3 separate regions of the Mus musculus genome follow, and all the other regions are linked to region 2. A link is a loop called in an ENCODE intact Hi-C map of the cell type or tissue named here. Cell type or tissue: heart. All regions are shown on one strand.

Evidence for each region. Peaks named below come from ENCODE experiments on the same cell type or tissue, not always from the same donor. Only the 100,000 strongest peaks of a DNase experiment are listed, where the experiment ranks them.
Region 1: a loop joins it to region 2, with 5 times the contacts of the local background. A loop is called at or near these places in 6 of 42 quality-filtered maps.
Region 3: a loop joins it to region 2, with 5 times the contacts of the local background. A loop is called at or near these places in 4 of 42 quality-filtered maps.

Annotation. Positions count from the first base shown.
Region 1 is chr5:13,404,706-13,412,705 of GRCm38, forward strand. The region is part of intron 1 of Sema3a (sema domain, immunoglobulin domain (Ig), short basic domain, secreted, (semaphorin) 3A); the gene reads left to right. Among named protein-coding and RNA genes, the nearest start is that of Sema3a, 9.4 kb to the left of the region's middle. In heart, a CTCF peak has its summit at 905; no DNase peak of the experiment used is centred here.
Region 2 is chr5:13,464,337-13,472,336 of GRCm38, forward strand. All of the region lies in intron 3 of Sema3a (sema domain, immunoglobulin domain (Ig), short basic domain, secreted, (semaphorin) 3A), which reads left to right. Among named protein-coding and RNA genes, the nearest start is that of Sema3a, 69 kb to the left of the region's middle. In heart, no CTCF peak of the experiment used is centred here; DNase peaks (open chromatin) are centred at 4,775, 5,935 and 6,365.
Region 3 is chr5:13,523,553-13,531,552 of GRCm38, forward strand. The region is part of intron 6 of Sema3a (sema domain, immunoglobulin domain (Ig), short basic domain, secreted, (semaphorin) 3A); the gene reads left to right. Among named protein-coding and RNA genes, the nearest start is that of Sema3a, 130 kb to the left of the region's middle. In heart, no CTCF peak of the experiment used is centred here; a DNase peak (open chromatin) is centred at 3,619.

The sequences.
Region 1 (8,000 bases), 60 kb before region 2:
TGACAACTTATAATAATTAAACCTGAAGTCTGAATGGACCAGGTTTGAGATTTCTGACCATGGAGAAGCTATAAGCAATAGGAGGATGTAGTCTAGCGAGTTAATGAACTAAACAGGCATAGGTCTATGGTGTCAACTATTTGATATCTGATATTTGATTATCAGAATATACTTATCATACATAGTATGGCTTAGGTTCAATTATATTTAAAAGACACTTAAAACGTTTGCAATTCAAGGCTCATTAAGGGATAAATTTAAGTAGAAATAATAGAAATGATTATATGTATCCCTATTGCCAAAAACAAATTTTAAACTGTTGGGTATAGATATCATTACTATGAGCATGTAATTTTTTTATAGACTAAACCTGGTGCCATATTTCTGGATGTATACTTAAAAATCTTATAATTTAAATTGGTTTCTGTGAGAAAAATTGTGGTTTTATTTCTTATCCAGATTTTTTTTTTTCATTTAAACATCCATGAGTCATAGTTTTAAAAGTTTAAAAGTCAAAATCAAGATTTTCCTAAGCAAAATTTCTACTTGGATTTGTCTAAATCTAAAGTTACCACTGTGAAAATAAATTCTGAATTGCTCATCATTTAACGGCGTTAATTTACTAAGTCCTCATACTACTTCTTGACAATTTATGTAGTAACAAAATTTCTATTACCAAACTTTATGAAAAATTCTATAATCACGTGATCCATACCCACCAAGTTATATGTAAACCTCGAAAACTATGTCAAAACTGTGCTGAGTTTATTGCTTGGGTTAAGGCTTGTTTTGAAAAGATCAACTAGAAGTTGTAAACAACAGTGAGTGTGAATCTAGATGCCCTTTACCCCTTCCAGGCTCCAGGGCACTATTTAAAGGAATCACCATGATTTGCAGTTCTATGCTCCCACTAATAGGTGGCAGTAGCAATTTGTGACAGCTCTTTCATTAGTTTGAAAATAGGCAGGCTGCTAGGATAAAGACACACAGAGTAACATTGTAAAGGACAAGCCTGGGAAAATTAACACAATTGATGTGTAACATGAACTGAGGGAACATTTAACTAAGGTTTTTGAAGTTCTCATCAGCATGAACATATTAGCACATTTCCCCACATACAAATAAGTGGCTGTAAGTATGAAAAGATGTATACATTTTAATTTAAATGAGAATTATTTTAAAAATACATTCACAAAATATGAAATTATCCATAGTTAAATAACCTAAAGAGTGAAATAGTGATTACAGACAATTATATTAGGGTAAAACAGGTGTGTGTGTGTTTTGTTGTACAATTTACATATGCACATATTTACATGAATTATAAAATATGCTTATAGGAAGAAAAATCCTGCATATGATTCATTTTGGCCCATCATTTATATAATTAGAGAAGGCCTAAGAATATAAAATAATATTTAGAAAGCTCCATTGTAGTTTAAAATAACTACTCCTATACATTTTACTGTGTTTTTAACTGTAATTATAATCAAGCATATGGAAGAATCGGTAAATTTTATCTAACACAAATAAGTCTGAATGTCTCCAGCTACTATCTTTCTATTGCCAAGACATAAACATCTGTATAAATAGGAAATTCACACACTAGTCCCAAACAATAACAAAGCTGGACTCTGTCAAACCCAGGATAAGAAAATATACAATTTATACTTGAACTAGGGAAGGAAGATAAGCAAAAATAAAATTCTGTTGATAAATATGAAGAATGATTGGCTCTTTCTATTTTCTACAATCAATGTAAAGCACACTTTGTCACCCTTTGAGTGAGTCACTAAAACTCTATCTTTAGGTTTCCTTTCCGTAAATATGGCATGGGAAACAGTGTTAACTAAACTCTATAGTGATAATGTATAGCTGCAATCACATATTTGTCTATAGATGAATTTCAACATGACCCACTTGACTGTTCATAAGAAAACTAAGGAAAGTCTATTGAATATGTCAAATGAGTATTTAGTTCTTTGAAAGTGCTTACATGAATCAACTTGTTTCTGCTACAATGTGATGTTTGCAAAGCTAGATATTGTTAGTTGGTGTTTTTATATGTTTTCTGGTTAGAACAGTCACTCTTTATTGGTTGATTTTGTGCGTTTTTGCCAGCCTTTGTTGTCTTATCTGAGGTATGTACTTTGATAAAACATAATTCCTTTAGTATATAGCTAAAGATGTAAATTGGTAGTCAGTGAATTGAACAGTATGGTGGTGATAGTTAATTTTAATTGTTGAGTAGACACAGCCTACTATCATCTAAAAAAAATTCTTAAAAAGGGATTGCCTATGGGCGTGCCTATGGAGGAGTCTCTTAAATTAATTGATGTAGGAAGGCACAGTTTACTGTGGGTAGCACTGTTCCTTAGGCACAGGATCCTTAACTACATAGTATAGAAGGCATTTAGTTGAACAGGCTAGGAAGAAAGCAAGTGAGCATTTATGCATTAATTTCTTGTGATTCTTGACTGTGGCTGTTATATGGCTAACTTTAATGCTTCTCTTATTTCCCCCACAATAATGGACTACAAGATGGAAATGTTAGAAATCCATTTGTTCCCCAGTTGCTTTGCTTTTTTCTTTCATTGTATTTTATCATATTAACAAAAATGAAACTAGAAAAATGGGAACATTTGGTTTAGGAAGCCTGTGAGAACAGAAGATCTCCATAAGTGGTAGCTCCTTACAAGTCAAACTTCTTCCAGGACCATACCAGAAAGTGTCTAGTCATTTTGTCACCTACAATTCTGAGATAGGAGATATATAACAAGACTATGCATGAATACTCTAGTGACTGAAGGATTCTCTCATCCTTTTTGCACAAATACTCTGATTTTCCTTATTCTGTTGAGGTACATGCAGGAAAGAAAGCGAAATGGAAGAAGGGAAAAAGGAAAGAGAGAAAGAGGGAAAGGGGAGAAATCTCACACCAAATAGTGACTAAAGTAAAGTGTTCTGTCTTTAGCCAATGGAGTTCAGGGTTTGTCAACAAATCACTTCTCTGAGGTTAGGAGTGTAATCAAGACAAGTTCATGAGATTTTTTTTTTTTTTTTAATTATCCACATGGAGAGAAGCAACTTGGCTTTGCTCTCTGACAGTTTGTTAAATGCACCATCAGAGCCTCCCTTGCTTTCCCTTCTGTGCTTATCTAGGTAATGCTTTCTCACTACCTCTATTGCTACAGAACACCAGGCCTCCCCTTCATCAGGCAACCCTTGCTCTTGAGCACCCACCCTTTCTGGGCAGTGAAGGAGAAAGGAAGGAGCCACAAGAACCTTTTCTAAAGTATGAATCCACAGAGCACACCTTAAGTTCTTTGTTTAAGTTTTGGATCTCAAATAATTGAGAAGACAGGAGTTCTTTAGACTGTTTAACAGTTCCACCGTTTGGTAATTGTAAACTAACTTCATTTATAATGTTTGATGGAAGATTCTTTAAAACCTGACAACCAAGTTGAAATTTCAGGAAGGGATAGTAAACTAGGTTCCAAAGTAGATTTATGTACAAGTCATAGTGATTAAGCATTAAGTACTTGGTAAAGATAAACTTGTTGCTGCTTGAGGTTAAATCCAAATTACTGGGATAACATTGGCTATTCAGAATTTACATCATGAATTTTAAAGGTTTTATATTTAAACTTGAAGTCTTGAGGAAGCAAACCTTTCTGTGTTTTTACCATCATATATGAGTCGGCTTAAAATAAATTAATTTTCATCACCTCTATCAGCTTCTTTATCACAAAAATGTGTTGTTGAGATTTTTTTCTAAATTTTACTTAATTTTTTTACACTCCAGATTTTATCATCCTCCCAGTCTACCCTCTGACTGTACCATATCCCATACCTCCTTCCCACCTCACCCCCCATCTCCTCGAGGATGTCCCCACGTCCCCCATCCTCCACCCTCACCTCTCCAGACCTCCCCACTCCCTGGGGCCTCTTCCTCTCTATATGACAGAAGCATATACAGGGCCACAAAGCCTGTGTATTATGTTTCTTCATGAATGAATTATTTTTGGATAAAACAATAATTTAGAATGGCTTCTAAAGACGATTGTATTACATTTACTGAAGTATCTATCAAACTTCTGAAACCAGTATAAGGAAATCAGTCTTGAGTGACTAGGAAGGCAAAAATGAAGAATGGAGTGATTGCCACCATCCAAAGCCTTCCTTATGTGTTAGTGTTCTTTTTATTTTAAACTGTCATTACTATGTGATTTATAACTTATATATGTTATACAGTAGACAACTGTAAGCTGAAACATAGCAGGGTAGGAATTCTATGGATTTAATATGTAGATATTAAGATTGGCTTGAAAATGAGATCAATACGGCCAAGTAGCATATAAGGACATTCCACAGTGGGTTTATGTCTGTTTTCTTGGAATACATTCAAGTGAGGTTTCCTTTTAACCAAAGTAAGTCCCGGGGACTTGAACTTAGGTATCTACTGTAAGAGCTTTTGCCACTATAGTTCCTTGAGACTACAAACTACACTGATCTCAAATGCTGGTTTCATCTTCTCTTCTAAGTAATTCTAATTTCTCTTGCTTTGCACTATTATTTTGCCAACTTGCATTTAAGAGGAGGCCACTTATGCTACCACCAGATTTGTATCACTTCAGTTGTCAGTCTCCATGCTACACACTACTATCTTTAAACATGAAAGCATCCTTTGTGTATATGCTAGCCCGCATAGTGCTTGGTTATCATTTGAGATGTTTCTCTGGCTCACCTCCTTACATAAAGTAAGAGTTTCAAAACAAACAGGATTGTAGAAACTTGAAATATTTTAATATTATAGGCCAGGATTCAGGTTAATAGCTCTTTCAATATAAACAAAAAAGTACTTCTTAGCTCAATAATTTCATTTTTAATGGGTTTTTATTTGCATAATACAAACACACATACACATTGTGTCTAATTTTCAAGTGGAGGAAGTCACAGAATGCTGCTTTCTTTTTAGTTCTATATTTAATTTGGAGCTTTGACACATGGAAAGTCAATCATGTGGCTACAGGAAGAAGCAGTAATCTTGTGAGATTGTGTATCGTTTGCTTCATGTCTTCAGCCCCTCACAGTTAAGGTTGGGCGGTTATCTTCTCTTTATTATTATTGATTTTCCCAGACCACTTTCTATTTACTAACACTACTGTCAAACTTCCTTTGCTGTTCACTCTTAGACATAGATGCTCCAGGAAGTTGCCAGTATCCAAATCCCAAGAACTTTCCGTGGAGTCTCCCCAGCACCTCTGCACGTAGCCCTTATTGTCCTGGCTCCATTGTGATACACAAAACATTTTTATTCTCAGGACCTTTAACCCCAATGTGTAAGATGTAACTAGAACTCAGTTTCCCTTCATACAATAATTTATATAAGATCCCAAGACACAAAAATCAAAATAACACTGTGTTCACTGTGTTCTCTATGAAACATAAATCTACAACCTGCCTCTGCCTGAGTATGCAAATGAATCTCATTCCGTGAAGGTTAGTTATCTTTTGCAAAGCAAAATTCTTTTAATTTTGCATGAGGTGAATAGAAAAGATTTCCAGACCTAGAAAATAAAAGAATCATAACAACTTTTCTGTTTCTGATTCCTTTTGGTAATACATTAAAATTTGCTGTTTTTTGACAAAACTAATCTTCAGAAGAACAAAAAAGAAAAAGAAAGAAAGAAAGAAAGAAAGAAAGAAAGAAAGAAAGAAAGAAAGAAAGAAAGAAAGAAAGGAAGGAAGGAAGGAAGGAAGGAAGGCAGGCAGGCAGGCAGGCGAAGAAGAAGAAGAAAGGAAAGAAAAAAAAGAAAAGAAAAGAAAAGAAAAGAAAAGAAAAGAAAGAAAAGGAAAGGAAAGGAAAGGAAAGGAAAGGAAAGGAAAGGAAAGGAAAGGAAAGGAAAGGAAAGGAAAGAAAAGGAAGTGCTCTAAAACATTAACCTAAATGCTAATTTTTGACTAACTTGTCCATTTATATCTGGTGACCCCCATATATGCCTAGTCCCAAAGTCCTCTAAGCCATTTCTTCTCTTCCTAGTTAAGAAAAGCCCTTGTCATCATTTGACCTATTATAACAATGAGAACCCTTAATGGCAATGCATCCTTTTTGTCATTCCTGCATACAGTTCTTTCTGATATTCAAAACTCATAACACCTTTATTGTATTAAAATCCCTATTGACGAAAGCCCCAAACACTTAGTGATCAGTTCCGGTGACACGGGGGCACTACAGGAGGTCTCATGGTTGTCCATGTCTGAATAAAGATGAGAATGAGAAAGAGAGACTGAAGCATCAACACATTAAATCATCTTTTTGGCTCTGCTGTTTTGATGCCAATTTGAAGAAAAATGGCTACTGTATTTTGGTTTCTCTATTCACAGCCACATAGATAACATTAATTGTAGAATAATCAATTTGGTTACTTTAAGGTGATTGAAAAAAAAGGAGTTTAGTAATGCTGGAGTAATCTGTTTCATTAGGACAGACCTCAGTCTTTATTTATTTTGGCTCTTACCTTTATATCTTCTGTCTACCTTTGATAAGGCAACTGTCTTTAGTGTATACCTCCATGGGCACACTTAGGTACAATCTGGGTGGCATCATGTTGTGTAGAGCTAATAAATGGGATAGAAGGGGACTTTCACAACAGTCCTTTTAGCTGTGAGTAGTCACGGCCAAGTTGAACAAGGAAGCTCCTACTTCTTATGGACTCAGTTGCCCACAAATGTTGGCTATAGATTACATGTTTAATTCACATTTTCAACATTAAATAACCAGTCATTTAATATTCCATAAAACGCACCAGGAAATGACTAGTATTATTTGTGCATCCTCTTGAACAGTGTAATGATTGCTTTCAATATGATTTTGTTATGACTTGTTCCATAAAGGCACAACCTCATTGCTATCTTAGGGAACATTGAATCCTCATAGGAATAAACATGATATGTTTTTCTATGTCCCTGAGTCTGAATGAAGCATTGGAGATCCAGAGGCTGAGTCTTTGTGACCAATTCCGGGAACCACCTGTGACTGCAAATAACCCATTTGCAGGAAAGAGGATATTCAGCCACTCGAGAAAATAAACTTATGGTCTGAAGCTGGTAAATAGAACGAAGAACATATTGAGAGTAACTTAAAGGGGCTTTTGTCTAGTAGAAGACACTGGGAATGCAGACTGAGAAGTCCAGACATCCTTAGAAAGGGAGGCGACATTAACCACCATTGGCTTTTAAAGGATTTTTTAGCAGGACAGAACTCCTTTGGAAAACACTTTATGCACTAGCATGAATAAATTTTCGAGGTACTCTAGACAAAGATGAATTTTATTTCATTGTGGCTTTAGCTATATTACAATGCTCATAAACTATTTTACTTTCTGCCAGACATGTGGAAGTAATCAGTGTATGTAAATGATATGTGAAGGTGAGGTTCAGCCTTAGAGTAAGAAGTTGGACTGTCTGTGGCTATAAATTTTAACCACATCACAAAGACCAACTTTCCTTTTAACCATAACTTAGATGTAAAAATAATCAGTGAAAAATTCATAAAACTAGTATTGTTTTCTTAGTAAAGTCCTATAAATGTAAACTGTCTTAAAACATACTAGTCAAGGACTATTTCATTGTTTAATAGCTGTTAATGGACAGAGTTGTCACTCTACCTCTGACAAACCATTTTCACTAAAGCTTGTGCTTCATACTAACTATAATTACGTTTTATAAAAATCCGTGATGATCTACTTTCTTCCTTTCCCATTGTGTAAACTGTTCTCTGGGTACTACGGGCTCCCGGTGCATATGTGTATCTGTATAAATAGATTTAACATTTTCGCAATCATGTATACATGCCCTGCAACAAATCCTTTTGAAAAAGAAATCGATACAATGAAAGAATAATCATCCCCTTTCCATAAGATCATAACCATGCAATGTTTAGTCTCAATATGATGGTGTTCTGTCTCTTTGAAAATGCTTTTTATCAGACACTGTAC
Region 2 (8,000 bases):
ATTACTAGTACCAGAGGATGTTAACTTTTCTTTATTATGTTAAAATGAGAACAATGATGAAAATTCTCAGTAATCTTCATTTAGGTGCTAAATATATTAAATATTTTTATTCTTTTTTTTATTAGATATTTTTTATTTACATTTCAAATGTTATCCCCTTTCCTGGTTTCCCCTCCCAAAACCCCCTATCACTTCCCCTCTCCCCCTGCTCACCAACCTACCCACTCCTGCTTCCTGGCCCTGGCATTCCCCTACACTGGGGCATAGAACCTTCACAGGACCAATGTCCTCTCCTCCCATTGATGACCGACTAGGCCATCCTCTGCTACATATGCAGCTAGAGCCACCAGTCCCACCATGTGTATTCTTTGGTTGGTGGTTTAGTTCCAGGAGCTCTGGGGGTACTGGTTAGTTCATATTGTTGTTCTGCCTATGGGGCTGCAAACCCCTTCAGCTGCTTGGGAACTTTCTCTAACTCCTTCATTGGGGACCCTGTGCTCAGTCCAATGGATGGCTGTGAACATCTCCTTCTGTATTTGTCAGGCACTGGCCAAACCTCTCAGGAAACAGCTATATCAGGCTCCTGTCAGCAAACACTTGTTGGCATCTACAATAGTGTCTGGGTTTGGTAACTGTATATGGGATGGATCCTCGGGTGGGACAGTCTCTGGACAGTCATTCCTTCAGTCTCTGCTCTATACTTTGTCTCCATGTATATTTTGTTCCCCCTTCTAAGAATAATCAAAGTATCCACACTTTGGTCTTCCTTTTTCTTGAGTTTCATGTGGTTTCTGAATTGTATCTTGGGTACTCTGAGCTTCTGGGCTAATATTCACTTATCAGTGATTGCATATCATGTGTGTTCTTTTGTGATTGAGTTACCTCACTCAAGATGATATCCTCCAGATCTATCCACTTGCCCAAGAATTTCATAAATACATTGTTTTTGATAGCTGTGTAGTACTCCATTGTGTAAAGGTACCACATTTTCTGTATCTATAATGTATATTATGGATAGCTTTAACATACTGTACTATATATTACATATATATTATATTTATGCATATTTGTTCATGTATATTTATATCATGTATAATCTTTTAAAATATTTGTTTTCTAGTAGCATGTTGAAATAATTTCAATATTTATATAATTTTTATTCTTCCACACATACTTATGAAAGGATAAACCATCATATTTATAAACAAAAATATTATAAAGTAGTGATTATATGTAGGGGAGATAATTAGGTCAAATCTATTAACCCCTTCTAGGTAGGCATTTTCAGATAAGTTATTCTATTTTAGTAAGATATTCACCTGTTAGAATTTCTTTAGAGGCCAGACTTAAATAAATGGAATATAAAAAGAATTTTACAAAAGGTATCAAAATTTGTGCAATGGTAGCATGTGGTGAAGACTCTATGGTAGGCTGAGTACTGCTTCTGACGTGTTAACTGTGCCTACAATTCTATAGACAACCAGATTTGGTGTTAGAAAAGAAAGTAAAGTGGACAAAGAACATATCAAGGGGGAGCGGGAACTGCTTTTCATTACATCAATTCCTGGTAGTCAATTGCTAATCTTAAGAAGATGCTGCTAATTGCCATGGCACTAGATAAGGATGAAGACAAGATCTCATGGCTGAACTGAAACAAATAGGGAAGGGAATAAATTTCCAGCCCAATGTTAGAACTTGCTCACAAGGGTCCAGTCGTGGAAAACATTGACAGGGCTATGACTATAGGTGAAACCTTGCTTCCACATCTTTGAAAAATATCTTATAAGAGCAACCTTACAAGCGATTAAAGAGGAGTGACTAGGAAATGTACTCCCTGCTTAACTAAGTTGGCAAAGCACAATTCCTCTACAGCTGTCAAAAACCAATGCTGTGTTTTACTGCTTAACTAGATGATGACCAAAGGCCCATATTAGGACAAAAGTGGCTATATTCGAAAGTCCTCCCTTGTTGGAGTAATGAAATTTCATGACAGTTTTAATGAACAACCTGTAACATTTATTTGTAGCAGAAGATGGGCACATAGCAATCTTCTAAAGCAAGTTTATTGAAGTTACCTCTGTTTAGTTCCCAGTATGGGTTTCAATTCTCTGAAGAATGTCTTCAGAAGGAATAAAGAACTCATATTTGGGTTGTTGGCATAATGTATGGAATGGTATAGGATATAGACTAGTATAGAAGTTAGACAGCCTTTAAGCATTCAAAACAATAAAGACATGCTTATTTTTAAGAAAGGATAACCACAGGTTATGGTGATACAAGCCTTTTATCCTAGCCCTCATAAGGCTGATTCAGGGGATCTCTATGAGGCTGAGGTCTGGCTGATCCATATAGTGAGTTCAGGAAAGCCAGTGCTATATAGGGAGACCTTTTCTCAAAATAGCAATAGCAACAACAAAATGGATAACCAGTTCATGAATACATGCTATTGCTTTATTGGGATGTATCATTAATCCCAGCTTTAGTTGAGAGCACTTGAGGTCAAGAGTCTGGAACAACTTTCCTGTGGTCATGCACAAAACAGAAGATTCCCAAGCTCATTCAAGCCCACCCCTAACTCATGGATAAAAATAGCTATCTCAATAGTGTTTTAATGTTATCTTTATAATTTCATTTGAATTGACCTGTAAGATCTTCTGACTGTTTTTTAGAATGTCTTCCATACTTTTTTGCTGTTTTGGTTATTTTTAGTCAGGGTTTCTCTGTAGCCTTGACTGCCAGGCTGTCCTCCACCTCTCAGAAAGCCCAGTGTCTTTGCCTCCTGAGTACTAGTAGTGAAGACATACACCGTGACCAGGCTATAGTTCATACTTTAAAGAAATCAAAATTGTCATTAAACATGAATAAAAGTCAATGAATTCTAAATTTCTTAGGTTGAACTCTAGTCAAATATAATATCTACAATTTATCATAGTGATATGTGTATATACACTAATACACATAAGCATGAACATATATGTAGACCCGTTTGTAGATTTTTGGTCTATTATCCTAAATTATTTGAAGAAATACTTTTGTTTCAAAAAGCTGGACAAATGGAATTTGTGAAATTTCACTTTAATATCTAATTATGTGTGACGTAGAAGACCATAACTTAGATAACTAACATCAAAACTTTTTTATTACATTTGTTTTATTTTGCTAAAAATTTAAACAGCAACCATAAATGTCTTTGACCAAGCATCTTTTATCATTACACAATCAACATGCCTGCAGTCTCTTTTACATTTGTTCCCAGAATGCCACAACATAAAACTACAGTATGGCTTGAAACAACCGACATTTATTTTGTCCCAGTCATGGCAGCTTGAAGCAAAAGATCTAAGCCTCCAAAGGGCTGGCTTTGAGGCCCACTCATTGGCTTGTTCCTCAGTATGTCTCATAATGCTTCTCTGGATGCTCATTCCTCTGTGTCCGCTCACCCTGATGCCTCTCTATGTATCTTTCTTTCCTCTCTGGAAAAAAACAAAGTAGATTAGATTAGGGTCACCCTAGGGGCCTCCATTAACTTAGTTCTTCAAGGGTCTATTTGTAAATATCACCATACTCAAGGTTTACTGGACAAGGGCTTCTAGCCACAACTTTTGAAGTAATGCAGTTGAAGCCAACATGGCTCTGCATCTGCACTTATATCACTCATTGACTCTAGAGCAACTAATTGATTTTCAGCACATTTCTATTATTACAAAAATCTTTCATACTGTGCATGGTGGTGAAAGCTTTTAATTACAGCACTCAGGAGGTAGAGTTAATTGGACATTTGTGAGTTTGTGGCCACTCTGGTCTATATAACTCCTTGTAAGCCAGCCTGTTCTACATGGTCAGTGCCATGCCAGCCAGGGGAGAACCTTTCCAAAAAACATATTTCCAATATTTTATGTTTTAGGATCCTCATAAGGGAAATACACTTTAGGCTCTTAAAACACACACACACACAGAGAGACACACACACAGAGAGAGAGAGAGAGAGAGAGAGAGAGAGAGAGAGAGAGACAGAGAGACAGAGAGACAGAGAGAGAGAGCATTGACTATCCATATACAGTATCTACTTGTACCAGAAGTCTGATACATACTACATCTATGGTGGTTTAAAAACTCATTAGAGAATTTCCATTTTACTAAGAGAATTGCATGAACATTTTATATTATTAACTATATAATGTGTTTAGTATTTTGGACAGCTCTTAACCAAATCAAAATCTAGCTTGATATCAAACAATGCAGCTGGAAGAAAGGAGATTTGTAACCATGACACCAGACAGTCCTCTAAAAGCTAGACCTCTTTCTAGGTCTTCTATCCTACACTAGAAAGACAATGGTATCTCTCCTTGGCAGGCTGAATTCTGTTACGATACAGGTATATAAGTTAGAAGTCACTAATTCAATCTCAGGCAGATAATACAACAATGAGAGCACAGCCATGTATGAGCTCTGTGAGATGCGCGTCTGTGAAGAAGAGATTTCTAGCCACCTGTAGTGGGTGTGAAGGACTGGGAAGACATGATTGAGAATGATCAGATCACAGTTGGATCAGAACAATTTAGGAAGGGAAAAAGACAAATCACTACTGCCAGATAAGTCCAGGGCAACTCCAATAGAAGAAGGATAACGTGAGTGACAGGAGCAATCTCATGGATTACCGCTTTGGCAGGAACCTTGGAGTATGCAGTCAGCTTGCCAAATAAATGGACCAGTGGAAAGAGAGTCAATGGATTAACTTCAGGAATTAAGCTTATTAATGGGTTTTCCTGCAGCGTGCACCCACCCATCCTGACAGCCACGGATTCGTTTGCTTTCCCAGCTGCTGGGTTATACAGTAAAAGAATTCCACGTGAGCGGCTGATGGCACAGGGACTATTGAGTTTTCCTTTAAAGTAAATTGTCACTGACCTGAGGCAGTGCTATCCTATCCCCATTCATTTGGGGCTGGTTTATATTTGAACCAGCACAAATTTGCTTGATTTAATCACGAACTGAATATATTTGAATAGAGATGGTTCCTGTTCACTGTCTCCTCCCCATTTGTTTTTTTTAAGCCGCTTCTTTATTTAGGTTAAATTCTCACTATTTTATCCATAGTTTAAGAACAGGGGAAGAGGTAATTGGAATTGTAGGTAAATTATATTCTTTTGTAGAAAGCGTAAGGATCGGAAGTTAGTTAAAAACACCTCAGTGCTGTTCTAATTTCCATGCATGGAGCAGTTGTTTTGACAGATGGATGGGCTTTATTTTTGTAACGGTCCAGGAAAAGTCTGCAACAGAGCCTAATCTGGGCTACGTAGCTCTATCTGTGATGTTTGTTTTTGATTCATTCTGCTTTCAGCTCCGATATCTTTTTCAAGGATAGATATGTTCTCTACATTTATTCTTTGGGACAATATTTTTATGCATAATTTTTCTATTCATGTGCTCCAAAAAGGCTAGAGCCCCCCACTAGAACTCAGATCCAAACAACTTGTCATAGAGGATGATTTATCAAGGCTCCTCAGGTGTGGGCTTGGGTTTTTATTGGATTATAACTGCTCTTACTTCTAAACTAATGATGGTGGGGTGCTGTTGATCTGAAGGCCCTGAGATTCACTGACTCTCGGGATGTCAAGGTGTTACCAAGTTCACCTGTGTATATCAACTGAAGTTTGAAGAAAAGATCAAGGTTTGAAAAATGAATTCATTTTGAGCTGACTGCACTGTCTTTATTGCGCTGTAAATCCTCCAGTGTGGAGCAAAGCCGTGCAGGAGTTTAATGCCAAAAAGTACATTACATTCTGAGTTTTGAGAAACGTCATGGTTCAAGGAAAGGTCAGAAACACTCCTCTTCTGTTTCCCCAGAGCAGCAATGTGTGAAGTGTGTCTCCTTTTGCTGCCGTGCTTCCCCCTAGTTTAACAGAATGTTCAGGCAGCCTCAGAATAAAATGAATGTCCTGTTTGGAATCCTTGCCAGGCTTGGCAGCCACAGACTACAAAAGGGAGGCAACTGAATGACTGGATTGATACACTGTTATGTAGACATTCTCTTAAGAACAGATCCTAAGTGAATGTCTTTTAAGTTTTGGGTTCCTCTCTGTTCAGACCCTTTTGTCTACTTTCCTCTTCCACACATGCTGAGGGTTCTTCCTTTGGCTATGTTCAAACCAATCTTGAAAGTATTTCCTTCCACTCCTTTGTTTTCCTACAACCATCATTTTACCCTCTAAGCCCAAGAAATTGTTCCGCACTCTATTTGCCTCAACCTTTACTTTGAAAATAATACTAAGGTAGCCTCGGGGCATGGCAAACAGTGCGACTTGCCAATTGGGAGAGTTGAGTGGGGGAAATTAAGGAGATCATTCTAGGCCTTGGGCCAATAGGGTGGGGCTCCATTTTCTCTAACTCAGACTCACTTGTTATCAGCACACTCAGTCAGACTCTTTGCCAGGTTTCTCGGCTAGAGTCCCATGATTGATTTTGTTCCAGCAGCTTTGTAAAAGAATGGTTGTCATAGTATAGTGGTTCCCTATTTAACAGTTAATAGAGAACAAATTGAGAATTTGATATTCAATGTAGTCCAATTTTGTGGGCTTCAAGAGCTTAGGGAGTTTTTCTTGTGTTAATTATAACCTGCTAGTTTCTTTAGAAAGACAGCCTTAGTCGCTGGTAAATTGCTAATTGGTTATCTAATCTATATGAAATAATGAACTCACAAAAGCTATGGTATTAAATTCATAACAGTGGTAAGGGTAATGTGACCCTTCCTTTGTGTTTCCAAGTATTTGTACTCATGATTATGTTTTGCTTTTATACCACAGAGAACCATAGTCTCTTTTAAAATTGTTACGAGGTATTGGATGTGAATAATGGAACTAGAGACGTTAGGTTTACATGCAAAATGGCTTGTGAGTCTCAACAAGCATTTCCCAGACCAAGTGAAGTCCTGTTCTTTTCTAAAGTAAACAAGTCTTCTGACTGGGTCTGCAACTATTATTTACTAGAATATCCATGTGCTTAACCATGAATGCACAGCCAATATCTTGCTTTTGACATATGGTACCAGAACTCATTATTTATCTTCTTGTATATAATAATATTGAACCCACAATGAGGGATGGCTGTAAAAGCAGAATATGTGACCACCTACATGTTTCAAAGAAAGATATTTTTAAAAATTCCTCCTTTGAAAATTGACAGATTTTTTTTTAAAGGAGTACGAATATATCCTGTGGGCAAACCCATGAATGCTTCATTTGTAAATGAATTTATCAGATGTTTCCTTCCTCTGCATAGGCGTTCATGTTGTGTCCTGTAGGGAAAAGAGGAGGGACTGATACAGAATGAAGTCTGGGCTTTGAGAACAAGCGAAGTTATGTTTTATCTCCTTTGCAGTGATGATATTTTGAACAGGAACTAACCTGTTCAAAGTGAGTGAGGAAGGGTATACATACAACCTTTAAGCTAGGAAATTCTTCCTCAGAACAGAACAATTTGCAAAGTCGGTTGATTTCAGAGCATAATTTTATGCCTTGCCCAAAAGAAAGAGAATACATTCTGTATTTACTTAACAAAACAATAAAGAAATTGGTTTTTTAGTTTTGTTTTGGTTTGTTTTGTAATTTTTACCTACTGAAATTGCACATTATTGTTAAGAATGCGTGAGGATTCACATCTAAAGCTTCCATTTTGTTTTAAATAAGTCTAATTCATCTAAGGGTGTATATTCATAGGACAATATCAGGTTTTGTCCTAGAGCAATCAGATAGAATGAATAGCAGGTACTTTCTTGAATTGAAATGTTAATTATTCTGCTGAAGTTTCCTGCTCCTTATTTTATGGGCCAATGGAGTTGAGACCTAAGCCATCAGGTGCAAGTACTGGATACAAATGTCATGTGGAAATGTACTCAGCGAGTTATAACACTCCACTTATAAACTCTAACTGACTGCATAAGTCCAGATGCATTCTGAGTTCACACCTAAGAAGTCGCGGGTCACAGAGAAAGCTTTGAGGGC
Region 3 (8,000 bases), 59 kb after region 2:
AGGTTTTATTTTTTATTTTTTGTTTTTTTTTTTTAAAGTTGTTCACTGCTAAGTACATTTCAGTGCTTTCAAAATGTCAAAGGACTCTTACATCTCTCAAAAAAACTAGCAAGCAAACAAACAAACAATCTTATTTTATAGGCAAGTGAAAGAAGACGTACATTTGCCCAATACAGTGTAGATCTGCAATGAGATCTCAGGTTCCCCGGGGACAAGCACTACTACCTTAACTGCTGGCGGAAAGATATTTTTTGAAAACTGCTTCTCACTTTTTCTTAGTATTTAAGGTTTTTTAGCATTGTATAAAATATGCAAATTTATAACTTTAAATAAGCAAAAATATTGTGACTTAGACTTAAATCATATATATATATATATATATAATTATTATTATTATTATTATGTTTGGATTATTGACTTAACCATGAAATAGTCAAATACTTCTATTGTTTTCTATATGATACTAAGACAGTGGCTTCTATGAATTAATCTATATTTTGTGTTCCTGTTTTCTTAATCACATGAAATAATGATGCTAATTTCTAATTCTCGCATTTGGAGTTTGACTTGATCGCACAGGCTTCCTTGATGAGTATAAGTTTATGGTTCATGCTCATCTATGTTTTCAGAAGGATGCTAGGCTCTTGTACTCTGAGCATCCACAGCACTTCTGGGGAACACAACCCCCCCTCCCCCACAGCATTACTTCAATCATCCATTTGCCCATTTCAAAAGAAAAATCACATCAAGATTTCAGGGAACCTTCAGGGGAGGGTAGAACCATTATTATTTTTAATCAGTACCTTCAAAGTGATCATTCAGAGCACAAAATAGACCTCCAGTCACCCTATTCCTCATCTTTTTCCTATATTGCATTTATTTTGGTATTCTTATATTTTATAGTATTTTTATATTTATTGCATGTGTACACATGCATATATGTGTGAGTGTGCACGTGCCACAGCATGTGAGCTCTTTGGAGTCAGGAAACTGGAGGGGTTGGTTTTCTTCTTCCTCTACATTGGAGTTGAGGATCAAATTCAGGCCATCACACCTAGCAGGAACCACAGAAATTACTTTTAACTCCTGAGTCATCTATCCAGCCTTCTTATATTTCTTTTTTCTAAACTGGAATTTTTATCCATTATGCCATGTAAAAAAAAAATGCTTCTTTTATGTATGCTCAAGTTTACTGTCTTCCTGGGACTTTTATCCTCAAGATTTTCCCCTACTGTCAGCTGACTTCATCTTAACTTTTTTCCAATAATCCACCTCATGACCTTGTTTTCAAAGTCCACCTCTGATTTTCTGTGGCTTTTCATCATCTCCGTTTAGAATCTGTATTTTCCACTATACATGAAATTGACAAAGCTGTCAAACCAAGTTACTTCTTGCTCTCCAAGACTTCTTCAAATTTTGCTTCCTTTTTTTTTTTTCAAAAGTTGCTATCTGCTGTTTTAATTATACCTAATCATGATGCTATTCATGACTGAGTATAAACCTCACAGTAATAAAAGGGCATTGACAGAGAGTTAAATTTCCACCTACTAGCAAGACAGTAAATATTGAGATGCTTGCATGCTCTGAGAAATTGGAAATCCCAGTGAGGGACAGAGGATATTATGACTTGAGGATAGGGCATGTTTACAGAGAGAGAGAGAGAGAGAGAGAGAGAGAGAGAGAGAGAGAGAGAGAGAGAGAGAGAGAGAGAGAGAGGGAGAGAGAGAGGGAGAGAGAGAGAGAGAGAGAGAGATACAGAGATAGAGAGACAGAGAGAGAATTGTTGACTATCTACCACCAATCATTACAGCTAGAATGATGTGAAAGAGCAAAATGAATAGGAAAATCCCCTGTGTGACATCACTATCTGGTCTGTTCTCAAATGGAAATATTTGTGTGGGAGAGAAAATGTTTGTTTTGTTTTTTTATTCAGGAACAAAGGGTCTTTGATCTACTAAGAGCTCTAGTGCTCTTAGAGGGTTTCACTGTCCATGAGAAACAAAATCTGATTAGAACATGGAATAAAAGAGAGCATAGTATCCATTTCATTTTTATGGCCTTAAGGAAAAAGTCGTCAAGCTAAAGTTGCTTTCATGCTGCACACACACACACACACACACACACACACACACACATGTTGACAGCTGACTCTGAAGAATTTACACTGTGGGAAAGCAGAGTCATTGTCCGCAGCTCTGTACTTCATCTCTGAAAATGTGTGGTTCATTTGAGAATTCAGTTATCAGTCTCTCAGCACTAAATGTGAGAACTGATTTTTTTTTTCCAAATTAACAGAAAGGTTCCATCTGACAGGGTGTAGAAACCAGATTGTTGTGAGTGTGGGGATGCAGGCGTGTTCATGACAGGACCAGAGGACCAGGAAACACAAGCTTGGAGAAATCAGATAGCATTTCAAAAAAAAAAAAAAAAAAAAAAAAGGAAACATAATGTTTACACATTTGTGTGTGCATAAAATGAATAACTTTTGAGACATCTCCATAGACTACAGAATACCTCTGTTGCCAGATATTATATATTTCCTTGTGAGACAATGTTCAGCGGTCTTTAGGGCATTGAAATAATTTGAGTGAATATCTCACTTTGCGTTTTACAAACTGCTTTATGTCTTTGGGTGAACTAATGAATCAATGTTAGGTGACCTTTAATTTTTGCTCATGCTAAAGAAAAGCAAAAATACCATTATCTAGAAATAAATCCTGAAATATCTTGAGTTTTTAAGTATAGCCTCACTACTTTAATGCTTCTTTAAAAAAAAAAACTAGTTTTATAATAATACCAATAATATGTTTAGTCTAGTTTGAATCAGAAAGAATTGGAAAGAATCATACATTGACATTTAAAAAATTAAAATATATGAAACCTATATATTTCTTTTACAAATTCGTATGTTATAGACCTCGTGCTTTAGACCAAAGACCAAACCCGAATTTCAGTTTCCTAGTGATTAAAATAACTTCTGATTTCAAATATGTACAACCTTGGTTTGATATGTGCTAAAAGTCATGTTTTCCTTCTGCACGTCATAAATTCTTCCAATATGTTTTAGTTTTAACCATCAATTCTAATTTCAGCTTCCAATAATTTAGAAAATAACTTGGCTTTTTCTGTATATATTTGTGGTTAGAAAACAAATTTCCGCTGCCTAGTGGGCTATCTAGTTACTGTATTCTTTAGCCATCCATTAGCATAGATGGATGCCTAGCCCACATTTTTTTTTTTATTTGATGAAGGCTGTTTTCCACATCGTTCATGTCCTTGACTAATAACGACTGCTGCATAATTTCAACGAAAATCCATCAGCTTTAAAATGATGTTTCTCCTTGACTTTGACCTTTATGTGTGATGGAAAGGTAATACTGACCACGTCCTATAGTTACTACAAAATGAAAAAGGAGGCAGAGCAATGTATAAAGAGCACAGAGATTCTGAGTCAGAGCAAGGTTTCCATGCTAGCTGGCATTGTCCTGTAGCACACTCCTTTGACCAGGGAACGCTGGGAAGATGTGTAGAGCTCTCTGTCAGTGGTTTTACTGGAGAGAGGGTGAAAGGGCAACCTGATCTGGCTTTGGTACAATGAAACCACAAAGATCCTTGAGAGAGCCCAGCCCGGTGAACACAAGCAGACCTAATTACATGCCCAGAGTGTGAGGCTTTTCCATTCATTTCAGGAAGACCTGTTTTCTTTTAGTGGAATTTCCTAAAAGGATCGTGCCTGTGGATAAACCGGCCTGCTTGTTTTCTTTTCGTTTCTCTCTCTCTTTTTTTTCCCTCCTGTAATTGAAATGGTATGTGAGTCATCACTCCACTTCCTTTCCCAGTCTCACGGTCGTACCAGGATGCTCTGCCCTCATTGGAACCAGCAGAACTTCCTCTGTGGTCATAGACTAGGATATTGCACATTCTCCAAAGATTCAAATTTCTCCACAGGATGCATTTTTAGAAAAATAAAACCAAGAAACATGACTTCAAATAAACTACAAGAGCTCAGATTAATATTGGAACCAGAGACCCAGTCCTGAATCGCCTGTAAAACACTTTTAATAAACAATTTTAATTCTAACACGGTTGAAGATATAAGCCATGTCAGAGGTCCAATAGCATTTTTTAATAAGTAAGATGAATTACCTATTTTATATGAGCTCAGAATTCTTCACTATTTCATTTTTCCATTGTTTCAGGGGCGTTAGTAAATGAGTATATTTTTCTGACCATTGGAGGAAAGCCTCTGCATCAGCCTTACTTGTGGTTATATAAAAAGATGCTATATCCAGAGTCTAAGATTTCCTTTACTAAAAAGAAAAGAAAAACCACAATAGCAACAAACAAACAAGCAAAACACAAACAAACAAAGAAGCCAGAGAAACAATTGGAGGATGCTTTCCCAGGGTGTGTTGTTTTCTTCCTTTTCTAGGGCTGGGCCAGGAGCATTTCCTCTTCCATGCTTCCATGCGCGTTGCTATAGTCTTGTTCAGTTCATGTTTAGGCACTCATATTGTGGAGACTTTATAGGTAAAATTTCCCTGACATGTTTACAAAATGCACTCTTCTCGTCGGGAAATCCTAGCCCTCTGACTGTTACAGCCTTTTCATCCCCTCTTCCCTGATGTAATAGTGATGTAATACATAGGTCAGTTGGGGCTAAACTAAACCAGAAATCATCTAATCATATACATACAAATAACACTATCATTATACTGAGTCAGCATATTGGATTTTATATTTAGAAATATACACAAATGTTATATACATATACAAAATTCTTAGCAAAATTCTTAATTTTCGAGTTACAACTTCAGGGTTTTCTTCACGTGTTTCATTGGAAGTACTGGTGCGACAGTGTGCAGTATTGTGAATATGAATGATGGGTTTTCATATATTTATTTTTAAATGAGTAAATAGTCATAGTTGTGCTAAATATGCCCTTATTGTCACACATTGTATTTTCTCATGAATTGATTACCAAAAATATGTATCTTACAAAGAGTACATATCTTACAATAGTATAATCTATAATATACACCAAGAAATTGTTCTAGCCTTTAAAGAATATAAATTCAATAAAATTACTAAACATGCCTTCCTTTTAAAGTAAAAAAGTTAGCAAATAGTCACATGACCAAACTCCCATTGGCTATATTACATTAGTATAAAAAGTATCTTACTTTAAAGCAGTTTTATGTGAACAAATCAATAATGGTGAATAATTATTTACATAAAACTTAGCACATTATCATACACATGCTACAAAATTGATTTGTTTTTAACTGTTTATAAAGACATATCTAAGTTAAACATTTAAGATATGCTATTTTAAGACATTGTAAGATAGTCTAAACAACGGTGTTCTCAAATTTGATGTATTGTTCAATTTTGAGTCACCTATTGACAGGCTAATATAGAATGATAAGAATAGAAGCTAAGGTTATATTTATTTGGTTTATTTAGTTTTGGTATTTTAGTGTTATGTTTATGTAGATTTTAAAGTAAAATTATATTTAAAAAAGATGAAAGAATAGCTTAGAAAAATTGTTTAAAGCCTACTTCCTTTTTTTTCTCATTTTCCCCTCACTTCTCTCCCTCTTGGTTTACAATCAGTTTGATGACTGCTGCTCCTGTCTGTCCCAATATCCTCTTCCAGTGTCACGGCATTCTGAGCCTTGTTGTCCTCAATAGGGATTTACTGCAGACTGTGTAATCTGGGTCCTCTGTGCAGGGCATCAAGCAAGAGATTTACCCAGAGAAGTAGATACCATGACAATGCCTGTAACCATGGTGTGATTGGCCTCCCTGACATCCAACTCAAAGCTTTCCCTCTGTGAAGACAGAAGCCCGTTTGCAAATTAATTAGTTTCTGGCGGCAGCTTGATTGTTGACCCAGAGTTTGTAGAGTGGAAAAACAATCAGATTAGTGTGCTCAGGGTAAAAGACCAGTGCATACTTGTGTGTGGCTTGCTCGGCTATTGAAGCTGTGAATGGAGTGAAACAAATTCCATTCTGAGAAGGCTCGGCAGAGGTTAAGTATGATGAGCCTGGAGATCCCCAACAGCAGGGGCTGGGGAATTAACGGATTTTAGCCAGATAAAGTGGATGAAGGGAATCGATGCCATTGAATTTTAATGGCATAGGCAGTTTCACAAGAAACAGCCACTTGTTACATCCGAATCATGAATGTGAGGAATAATTTTACAATATTATTGGGTATTGTATATAGGCTTGATACAAATTATTTCACAAAAGAGTACAGGAGCATTAAAATTAGAAGAAAATGTATCAGAACCAAGCTGCTCTGATGGTATCTAAATGAAAAATGGAATAGCCTATTTTTCAAGGTGGATAAAATAAACAGTTGCCCTACTTGAACTATTACATGAAGGATAATCTTTTTTTTTTTCCATTTTTTATTAGGTATTTAGCTCATTTACATTTCCAATGCTATACCAAAAGTCCCCCTTACCCACCCACCCCCACTCCCCTACCCACCCACTCCCCCCCTTTGGCCCTGGCGTTCCCCTGTACCGGGGCACACAAAGTCTGCGTGTCCAATGGGCCTCTCTTTCCAGTGATGGCCGACTAGGCCATCTTTTGATACATATGCAGCTAGAGTCAAGAGCTCAGGGGTACTGGTTAGTTCATAATGTTGTTCCACCTATAGGGTTGAAGATCCCTTTAGCTCCTTGGGTACTTTCTCTAGCTCCTCCATTGGGAGCCCTGTGATCCATCCATTAGCTGACTGTGAGCATCCACTTCTGTGTTTGCTAGGCCCCGGCATAGTCTCACAAGAGACAGCTACATCTGGGTCCTTTCGATAAAATCTTGCTAGTATATGCAATGGTGTCAGCGTTTGGATGCTGATTATGGGGTGGATCCCTGGATATGGCAGTCTCTACATGGTCCATCCTTTCATCTCAGCTCCAAACTTTGTTTCTGTAACTCTGAAGGATAATCTTTAAGTGTCTTTTAAAAATTAACTGAAGGTATGAGTCAAAAATATTCATTAAGAAGATATATATTCTGCTATTTATTTTTATAAATTTTAGCCTAGATAATTATGCCTAAAATATTATAGGCATAAAATATTATTCTATTTTTATAAAAGTATTCTAAATGAGATGTTTGATAATAAAATTTTATTTCAACCAAAATGTACTACATTTCATATTTTAATTTGCTTAACATTTTAAGCCATATATAATTTCCTCTTTGTAATATGAATTGTAGGTATCTCCCTGAAGACTATACTATCTGATAGCTATACAATGCTTTTCCATTCAAAAAAAATAATTTACATCTAAATTTAAGAACACCCTAAATCTAGGTTTTCCTGTCAGCCCAGTCAGTGAAAATTCTAGAGCCTCTCCCATATTAAACCTTATTATAATCAACTCAAATCAAGTTGATAGCACTTAATTTGCTATTTCCTTCTTTTAAATTTTTACCTTTACCACTTCCAGGTGGATTTTGGATATCCCCACTTTGAGCCCCAGGAACAATTAAAAGCACATTTATATTTATCACAAGCTCTATCATCTGGATTCCTTAAATAAGAAAGTCTTTAATGAGTTTGCCTCATAAACTATAAACTGTATCAATATATATCACAGTGCCTCTTAATTCCCTATTTGAATATGGATGGGTGTCTCCTATGTGCATATGTTTTGTTTTTAGGGTTTGGCAGTATTTCATGCTGTTTTCTGTGGCTGGGTAAAATAGCCTCTGTGAGTGTCTAGAGCAGAATTTAGTAACATGGAAATGTTGCAGGTAATGTACTGATGCTGACAGACCTTATAGCCTCACAGGGTCCCAAAGGCAGGCTCAGTACCAATACTTTACCTAATCTCTCAAACTCTTGCTTTATTTGATAACTACTTTTGCTACATGAAGCACTTAGAATGTTAAAGAGCAGTAAAATTGCATTGTATTTAACAAAATTATTAGATAATTTTTAAATGAATAATAACAAAGGGTAAACTTGAGGATAT